Regions from separate parts of the Homo sapiens genome. Here region 1 is linked to region 2. The links are chromatin contacts, found by Hi-C in ENCODE. All regions are on one chromosome and are shown on one strand. The core of a region is the stretch at or near the end of the contact, and the rest is flanking DNA. Distances in the headings are between cores, read along the strand shown. Region 1 holds the start of WDR45B (WD repeat domain 45B). Region 2 holds the start of ENGASE (endo-beta-N-acetylglucosaminidase).

Region 1 (4,673 bases), core at 493-2,992, 3.6 Mb after region 2:
ATGATATATCCACCCTTCTACAGGTATAGCACACTTCACTAAAAAGAAGGCATTACAAACACCAGATGGTTGGAAACCACCCTCTGAGAAGGCTAGGCATCTCCCTTACCATCTCAGCAAAACTTTCTTCCGGAGAAACCCCAGCACACAACCCTGGGGAAGCTGGCAGCGCCCAGGAAGCCTGACTGGTCCCAGGGCATCAGGCATCAAAATCACTGAGAGGGAGTTCTTTCAAATATGTGTAATCCGGCCGGGCGCAGTGGCTCACGCCTGTAATCCCAGCACTTTGGGAGGCCGAGGCGGGTGGATCACCTGAGGTCAGATTGAGACCAGCCTGGCCAACATGGTGAAACCCCGTCTCTACTAAAAATACAAAAAGTAGCCGGGCGTGGAGGCAGGCGCCTGTAATCCCAGCTACTCAGGAGCCTGAGGCAGGAGAATGGCGTGAACCCGGGAGGAGGAGGTTGCAGTGAGTCGAGATCGCACCAGGCTGGGCGACAGAATGAGACTCCGTCTCAAAATGAAATAAATAAATAAATAAAATTGTCTTCACATATACGGGATCATACAGCACCTGCCTGGATTCTCTTCAAAAACAAAACTTCCAAAGCCAACATGTAAAGCCTCGCAGAAGCCTGTCTCGGAATAACGGACATTCCTTTTCCTCCCCATCAGGACCTTTGGGAAGCGCGCCCTTCAAATGGGAGGTGAGGAGGCAACCATCCGAATCCAGGTCCCGCCCGCCTCCCGCGGGAATCCGACCGCGCCGCCCCGGCCGCATCCCCCGCAGCTCCGAAGCACCTGCGGGGAAGGAGGTCACCTTCCCTGGGCGCTTTAAATCATCCAGTGCTTACACCTGGATTCCGACATGGGAAAAGAAGTAAGATTTCCCTCAAAGGCCTCCCTTAAGTCCTTTGACTCCACCAAACACGAAGAAAAATCCCGGGGAGTGGGGGTGGGGAGAGTGACATTTTCCGATGGAAACCGACGGGAAAGGTGAGACCTGCACCCCACCCGCGCCACTCGCCACCAGAGGCGTCGGAGACGCCGGCTCCGCGGCTCCAGTAAACCCAAGCGAAGTCAGCTCAGCCACGGGCTACCTACTAAAGACCCTGAAAGGAACAGGGGGCAAAACGGGGTTCTGGGCAGGGCGTCAATCACGCTGTGGGGAAAATCCCGATAACCGTGGAGCCCGCAGGGAGCCAGGGAACCCGAGTGGGCGTGGCGCGCGGGGAGGGGCGTCCGCGCAGGAGGCTGGGGTTCTGTGCCGTCTCCCACCGACCTCGACCTCGGCCCGGGACGGCCGGCTGGGAGCGGTCACAACCCGGGGGGTGGGGGAGCGCGAAAGGCCAGGAAGGTGGGAGCCGGTTCGGGCCTGGTCCGGACCCCGGCTCGGGCTGGGAGCAGCGGCGAGGGCCGGGGCCGGGGGCTTCGGAGGGGAGCTCGGGCGGGGCCGGGGTCCCGGGTGGAAGGCCTGGCCGGAAAGGGGCGCCCAGGAGAGGCCTGAGAGCCGGGGACCCCGGGCTGCGGGAAGGCCCGGCCGGGCAAGGCGACAGGGCCGCGCCTCCTCACCGTGGTCCTGGTTGAAGCCGGCGTAGAGCAGCCCGTTGCCGTGAGGGTTACACGGCAGGAGGTTCATGGCGCCGCCGTGCTGGGTCGCCGCTCCTCAGCGCTGCATGCCTCTCGCTGGGGACGGCGGCCTGGTCCCTTCGGGCCGGCGCTGAGGCCGCCGCGGCCGGAAGTGCCGGACGTACGTGCGTGCGTGCTGGATGTGCGTGTGTGCTGGACGTGCGTGCGTGCGTGCTGGACGTCCGTGCGCGCGCCCGCGCCCCACCAGGGAGCCTATGGAGCGCCGAGCGCATCTAACCGAAGCGAGGCGAGACGAGGCGAGGCAGGGCGGGGAGGGGCGGGGCGGGGCGAGGCGAGGCGAGGCGAGGAAAGGCGGGGAGAGGCAGGGCGGGCGGGGCGGGATGAGGCGGGGAGAGGCAGGGCGGGCGGGGCGGGATGAGGCGGGGAGAGGCGGAGCGAGGCGGGGCGGGGAGGAGGGGGCGGGGCGGGGCGGGGCGAGGCGAGGAAAGGCGGGGAGAGGCAGGGCGGGCGGGGCGGGGCGGAGGCGGGGAGGGGCGGAGCGAGGCGGGGCGGGGAGGAGGGGGAGGGGCGGGGCGGGGAGGGGCCAGGCGGGAGCGCAGAGCACGTTCGCGGGAGGGTCTGGCCTTGTCATGCGCGGGGTCGCCGCGGGAAGGAGGATGGCCCGTTGAGGGCTTGGCACGGATACCTGACGGTCGGAGGAAGGGGGGAGAGCCGGTAAAGGAGGCTGACCCAAAACTGAGGCCCGGTGCATCATCCCTCATGAGAGGCAAGCCCAGAAGCGCCACAATACTAGGGTCCCCCTTCAGGAGACAGAGACCCCCAGGACACAGAGGGCCCCCAAGTCACTCAGCCCCCCCAGGACACGCAGCTCCTGCAGGACGCAGAGGGTGCCCAAGACACACAGTCCCCAGGACAGAGACCCCCCAGGACACAGAGGACCCCCAAGACACGCAGTCTCCAGGACACAGAGGTCCCCCCAGGACACACAGTGCCCCCAGGACACAGAGGTCCCCCAGGACACAGCACTCCCAGGACACACAGCCCCCCCGGGACACAGAAACCCCCCCAGGACACAGCCCCCCTAAGACACACAGCCTCCCCCAGTACACAGAGTCCTTTCCAGGGCACATATTCCCCCAGAAGACACAGAGGTCCCCCTAAGACACACAGCCCCCCCAGGACACACAGACCGCCAGGTCACAGAGACCTTCCCAGGACACAGGGACCTTCCCAGGACACATAGCCCCCCAGAGGACACACAGCCCCCCCACGACACAGCCCATAGAGGACACAACCCCTTAGTACCCCACCTAAAGGACAGGTGGCCCTCACACAGCACAGCCCCCGCAGGACTCCGGGACCCTCAGGTCACATTGCTCACAGGGCACAGTTCTCAACTCTTAGGGTCAGGCTGCTGGGGGCATCCTGGTCACAGAGCTTTGTCCCTGGGCTTGGCTCATGCAGTGGATGGCTGTGGAGGCCTGAGTGCTGGCCCTCGTGTCTCTTGCCCAGGGAGTCCTCTCCACTCCCCCTCCTCACTTTCCTGTCCCCTCCTAGGCTCTCCCTGTTCCCTGCAGCACACCTGATCTCCTAGGAGGTCCTGACACTGTCCCCTCGCAGCCACCTGCCTCCACCCCGTCTGTCATCCTCATCCCACCCTCGCCACTTGCCTGAGCTGGTGCTGACCTCTTAGCCATGGGGAGGAAGGAGCTGGACTGTAAGCTGAGATCACTGGCCCACTCGGGCCAGGCGGTCTCCGCATCGTGGGCATTGAACACCTCGATTCCCATACGAGAGGGGCTCCTCCCTGAGAGCGACCAGAAGCCTTCCGATGGCGGAGCGAGTTGGGCCGCCCCGGCTGTGACTAGGGCTCGGGGGCCCAGGTCCAAATCACAGAGCTGGGGCGAGACCTAAGTGCGGTCCAGGGGCTCAGCACCCTCTTCCCTGAAGGGCACTGGGTTCTCCTCTGTGCACACGTACCGGTACCTGCTGTGAGAAGTGTCACGTGGGGGAAGGAGAGAGGCGTGGGTAAGGGACATTTCCCTTCATTTCTCTGCTTGCCACCCTTGGGGCCTCCTTCAGTTCACATTTTACTCAGTCTCCCGGTGGCTGTACAGCCGGGGGCGGGGGCATGTGTGGACATCCACACACAGCGCTGGTTGTATCCTAACCAGGAAACTCAAAGCAGCCTTGCCCACCACAGTGCGTTGAATGGTGACCCTCTAAAGATGTGTCCTGGGGGGCTGAGGAGGGAGGATGGCTTGAGCCCAGGAGATTGAGGCTGAGGCTGCACTGAACTGAGATTGTGCCACTACACTCCAGCCTGGGCAACACAGCAAGACTCTGTCGCAAAAAAAAAAAAAAAAAAAGATAGGTCCACCCAGAACCTGAGAATAGGGGCTTCTTTAGGTAAAGAATCATTGCAGAAGTAATTAAGGATCTCGAGATAAGATCATCCTGGATTTGGGGTGGGCCTTAAAGCTGGTGACCGGCACCCTTGGAGGAGACAGGAATGGAGGAGATACAGGGGACAGCAGCCAGTGGGACTGGAGTGCTCAGCCCTAAGTCAGCAAGTGCAGGAATCGTGGGGTCACCAGGAGCCGGGAGAGGCATGAACGGTTCTTCCCCAGAGCCTCCCAGCCTGGGAAGGAACACAGGCTGTTGTCCAAGCCACCAGCCTGTGGGGCTTTGTTCCAGCAGCTCCAGGAATCCCGCCGTCCACTGATAGCTCAGAGGTCTCCACGTGGAAGACCTGAAGTGTGACTTGGAGTGAGGGACACGGCTCATCTCGCCCACCCTTCTCCAAGGCAGGCAGAAAGCAGAGTCTCACCTCTGGGGGTGGAGAGAATAGAAATTATACACACACACACACACACACACGCATATATATGTATTTATATATATATGTATATATCTCCTGGGCTCAGGAGATCCTCCCACCTCAGCCTCCTGAGTAGCTGCAACTACAGGTACACACCACTATGCCAGCTTAATTTTTTGTATTTTTAGTGGAGACAGGGTTTCATCATGTTGCCCAGGCTGGTCTTGAACTCCTAGGCTCAAAGGATATGCCTGCCTCAGCC
Region 2 (4,943 bases), core at 1,054-3,553:
AAGGAATATTGGGGACAATTAGTTCCTGCCACACTCTTCAGCATATCAGCAACCAAGCCCGGGGACCAGGTGGTGTCCACTCACCTGATTCTCATTTCCGGCTCCCCCGGAGGCCATGAAGGAGGAGGCAGAGGAAGGCAGAGCAAGCAGGTGTGACTCTAGGTCCCCACTCCGGGCGCTCTGGGCATGGCGAGGGGGGGTGCAGAGGCAAGTGCATGCACTGCGTCACGACCTGCAACAGGAAGCTGATGGGACAGCATGGTCAGGCAGGGAGACCCGAGGCTCAGCTGTCCCAAACCAACCAGTACTGGTGTGGGCAGAGCCCAGGACAGCCAAGAGCCTGCAGGGAGGTGTCAGAGGGGCCCCTGTAACAGGGCAGGGTGGCTCTGCCGAGGCTGTAGTTCAGATTCACAGGTAGGGATGCCAGATTTAGCAAATGCATAGACAGCATCCTAGTTCAGTTTGAATTTTAGATAAATATGCAATAACTTTTTAATATAAGCTTGTCCTATGTCCCAGGCATCATTTATTTGGAATTCAAATTTAACTGATTGCTCTGTATGTTATCTGAAAACACCAGAAGGTTAGGGTTTTAGAGGGCCCACTCAGGCCTCAAACGGATCCAGAGCCCCAGTATGAGCCAATGTGAGCTCAAGGCAGACAGGGCCCCTCCAGGCTTGGCCTGACATCCAGAGAGACCACGAGCCACAGGGGCTAACAAGAGGCCACAAGGCCTAAGTCCTTTCTGTCCTCAGGGGCGTGCAAGGCTGCCTTCACTTTCTTGCTCTTCTAGACCAGGTGCCTACTCTTTGGAAAGGAGAGAAGAAAAGGGAGGTTTGGGCATATTTTCTCCCAGAGACTGAGCATTACCCAAAGGCTGTTCAAAGTATCCCTTAGAACTGTGTTCTAACCTGGGTAGGATGAAAGTTTATCTATTTTTATTGCTAAGCTGCAGGTGAGGGCTTGGGAACACCTGGTTACATGCACCCCAGATCAAGACTGTCCACGTCCGGTGCACCCCTGAACACAGCAGGAGGGAACTTGGGGATCCACTGCCCTCGCTCACTGTAAGCTTCCCAGGACTGAAGCCCCAAAGAGGAGCCCTCTGCCTTCTCTGTCCTCCCCATGGGTCAGCGTGTCCTGCTTCTGAGTGGCCCGTCCTTCCTGCCTAACTGGCTGGCCTGCACCATGGCCCATATTCAACAACCTTAGTCATAGTTCCCACCATTGGCGTTTATGGAAGCTTGGAGCCTCATAAAGTTCAAAGTCTGCAACAATAATAAAGGCCCAGTCAACTTGGCTTGGGCGGCAGCTGCAGCCCAGCACTGGAAGCTCCTAGCTGTGGAGGGGCGTTGGGGCCTGGAGGGAGGAGAGCCTTGGTTTGCCCTGTGGGGCCCAGCCTTGAGTTCTGGCTTCTCAGGGCTCTGTTCTATCATGTTTCCTGTGAACTCCTTTTGTGCCTAAGACGCTGGGCAGTGCCACTCTTGCAGAGGTGCCACTCCAGGCCCTGCACGCTTAGGGGTAGAGCAACTACTACTGTTGGGCACAGGCGTGGGGCTGTAGAAAGAAATCCGTGTTTCACTGGAAAACTATGCATCCTACATAGGACACCAGCTTCCACATGGCCCGATACTAACCTACTAACCTTTCATCTTTTTTTTTTTTTTTTTGAGACGGAGTCTCCCTCTGTCGCCCAGGCTGGAGTGCAATGGCACCGTCTCGGCTCATTGCAGCCTCTGCCTCCCGGGTTCCAGCGATTCTCCAGTCTCAGCCTCTCAGGTAGCTGGGATTACAGGCATGCACCACCACGCCCGGCTAATTTTTGTATTTTAAGTAGAGACGGGGTTTCACCATGTTGGCCAGGGTAGTCTCGAACTCCTGACTTCAGGTGATCCGCCCGCCTCGGCCTCCCAAAGTGCTGGAATCGCAGACGTGAGTCACCGCGCCCGGTCTGAAAATTATCTTTTAATAGGGGTTAGCTGCATGAGTTAAAATCTCATTGCCACCATTTGCTGACTTTGTGCCCTCTGGGAGATTGCTTAATCTCTCTGGGATAAACCTCGGTTTGCTTGACAAAGGAAGCTGGTGAGGCTAAAGAGAGAACTCTAAGATTGGGGCGTTCCGAAGCCTTCTAGAGCCTTCTAGCACCCTGGACTCATAGCCAATGATGGGCAACAACAAGAACGACGACGAACCCTGGGCTCGGAACTCGCCCAGGCCCCGCCCCTCACAGCCCCGCCCCGTCCTCGGCCCCGCCCCCGGCCTGTCGCCTCAACAAAGTCCCCGCCGCGCGGCCGCTGGCCGGGAGTCAGCTCGGAGTCCCGTCCCAGCGCGGCGTCAGCGCTGCGCACTTCCCATTGGCCGAGCGCGGCGCGGGGGCGGGCCCGGGCCTGCGATTGCCTCTCGGCGTGCGCGGACAGTGTCATGGAGGCCGCGGCGGTGACGGTCACCCGGTCGGCTACACGGCGGCGGCGGCGGCAGCTGCAGGGGCTGGCGGCCCCGGAGGCGGGGACGCAGGAGGAGCAGGAGGATCAGGAGCCGCGGCCGCGGCGGCGGCGGCCGGGAAGGAGGTGGGGCTGCGGGGCCCGCGTGAACCCCGATCCGCGGGGCTGAGAGTCCGTGGCCCCGGGGCCCGAGGTTTCCCGGCACGGGCGCGCCGAGGGGCGGGGGGCCGGCGCCTGTGTCCGCTCCGTGCACAGTAAGGGACAGAGGGTGGCAGCGCCCCTCCGCCCCGGTCCGCCCCGCCGTCCTCGCGCCACTGCCGGGCAGCGGCCTCCGGCCCCCGTGCGTGACCCCTGCCTATCTCAGAAATACGGGTGCAAACCCGAGTGGCCGCGGGGCCCAGCGGGAATCCCGACGCCCCGGCCAGACCCCTGCTTCCCACGTCGCTGGTCTATGCGGAAGATCCCGGCGGCGGTGCTCATGCCTGGCTCAGTGGATGCCGGCTGGTGGAAGGGGTGGCCTTCTGTAGGGGTGACACTAGAACTGAGTCTTTGGGGAGGAGGAAGCCTTCAGTAGGTGGAGAATAGGGAGTAGGGTATCCAACTGGCGGGGAACAGAAAGGGCCAAAGCACAGAGACAGAAAGGGACGAACATGCCCCTCTGGGCTGGGCTTCCTTCCTTTGGGGGGCACTTGCCCACCCGGTAAACTCCCCCTCAGTAGGTTGCAGGGGGAGAAGTTAGGAGCACAGACATGGCTTCCGGAAACAGCAGCCGTAGCTTTGTTTCTAAACCCAAAGCAGTGAGACTGCTGAGCATTTCAGACCTCATGAAGATGGGATGAAGGCTGGCTGCTGGGAAAGATATTTTTGGACAGGAGGAATGTGGAGATGGCTCTTTCCCTCCTAGTGGAGGAATGACAGGTGACAAAGGTGACCTGGTGTGGGATTGTTCTGAGAAGGTCTGGGAGGGGGTGGCTGAAGTATAATAAGGACATCAACGAGGAAGGGGGCTTTGGAAAAGGAAGGTGGAGAGGAACAACTGCGGCATCTCTGCTTGAATCCGTCCCCGACCCCTGCAGTTCTCAGGGTCTCCCAATGTCATTCTGGAGGCCCTGGGTCAGTGTTTGGTGATGGCAGATGCTACAGAGGACTCTTTGCAACAGGCCTCTGAATGGCAGTGGAGTGATGGCAGATGACAACTCAGTGAACAAAGAAGTGGCCTTGGGCGTTGGTAGATTTAGGGAATCTCAACGTTGGTGCCATGGCCTCTAAATAGCCACTGCGGTGTCTTCTTACTGCTCCTAAAATAATAATGATTTTTTAGGCCAGGCATGGTGGCTTATGCCTGTAATCTCAGCACTTGGGAGGCTGAGGCGTGTGATCACCTGAGTTCGGGAGTTTGAGACCAGCCTGGCCAACATGGTGAAACTCAGTCTCTACTAAAAGTACAAAATTAGTCAGGCGTGGTGGCAGATGCCTGTAATCCCAGCTACTTGGGAGGCTGAGGCAGGAGACTCACTTGAACCCAGGAACTGGAGGTTGCAGTGAGCTGAGATTTCACCACCTTACTCCAGCCTGGGCGACAGAGCGAGACTCTGTCTCAATTAATCAATCAATTTTTAAAAGAAAGTGGTTTGAGATGTATTTAGGAGCTTTCCATGTTAATGTACCGAAGGAACGAAGGAACTCTTTCTCCCTGTAACATACATCCATGAACAGCGCGGAAGGCACTTAGGGAAGTGTGGCCTATAGAGGAAGCCTGGTCTCTGCTCTCTTAGGACCTGAAACTTTCTGGTGCTTTGGGTATTTGGATATTGCCCCTTGGCCATAGAAAATCCTGGGGACCCTGTGAAGTATTTATGTCTGGTCTTTGTGGTATTGGGGTGGCTGCTTTAGAGGGTAAGGTTTATTCTATTTATTTATTTTTTTGAGATGGAGTCTCGTTCTGTTGCCCAAGTTGGAGTGTAGTGGCACAGTCCCGGCTCACTGCAACCTTCGCCTCCCAGGTTCAAGTGATTCTCCCTGCCTCAGCCTCCCAAGGTGCTGGGATTACAGGCGTGTGCCACCATGCCCAGCTAATTTTTGTATTAGTAGAGATGGGGTTTTGCCATGTTGGCCAGGCTGGTCTTTAACTCCTGACCTCAGGTGATTCGCCTGCCTTGGCTTCCCAAAGTGTTGGGATTACAGGCGTGAACCACTGCGTCTGGCCTAGGGTAAGGTTTATTCTTAGGAGTAATCATTGGTACGTGTGTCCATGTGGAAGCCAAGCCCTGGTTGCTAATATAGGTAAAACCTTAGGATTATCACAGGGCACTTCCTTGCTTTATACAATGTTTCTATAGTTAATATTAAACAACATAAGGCAGAGAATATCTCTCTGTGTTTAGATGAAACTGGTCCATTTGCTTCTAAGTGTTCTTACCTATTTATGTTTTTATTTATAAATGTACAACTCCCTCTTTGCTTAGCATCAAAGATGAAGAAGAAGAGACAGTCTTTCGA

The links. A loop is a pair of places that touch in the nucleus more often than their neighbours do. Pooled maps may share reads with other maps.
Region 1: a pooled map of psoas muscle shows a loop between it and region 2 (27-fold over the local background). The contact joins the promoter of WDR45B here to the promoter of ENGASE in region 2. A Hi-C loop is called at or near these places in 2 of 50 pooled maps.

Annotation. Positions count from the first base shown.
Region 1 is chr17:82,646,702-82,651,374 of GRCh38, forward strand. It overlaps WDR45B (WD repeat domain 45B), which reads right to left and starts at 1,743. Exons shown (of 10, transcript NM_019613.4): 1 at 1,573-1,743. The coding sequence starts at 1,639. RefSeq lists silencers at 1,196-1,245, 1,256-1,305, 1,906-1,975 and enhancers at 1,388-1,887, 2,266-2,335.
Region 2 is chr17:79,072,521-79,077,463 of GRCh38, forward strand. ENGASE (endo-beta-N-acetylglucosaminidase) reads left to right here and starts at 2,304. Exons shown (of 14, transcript NM_001042573.3): 1 at 2,304-2,570; 2 at 4,910-4,943. The coding sequence starts at 2,425. RefSeq lists a silencer at 2,166-2,705.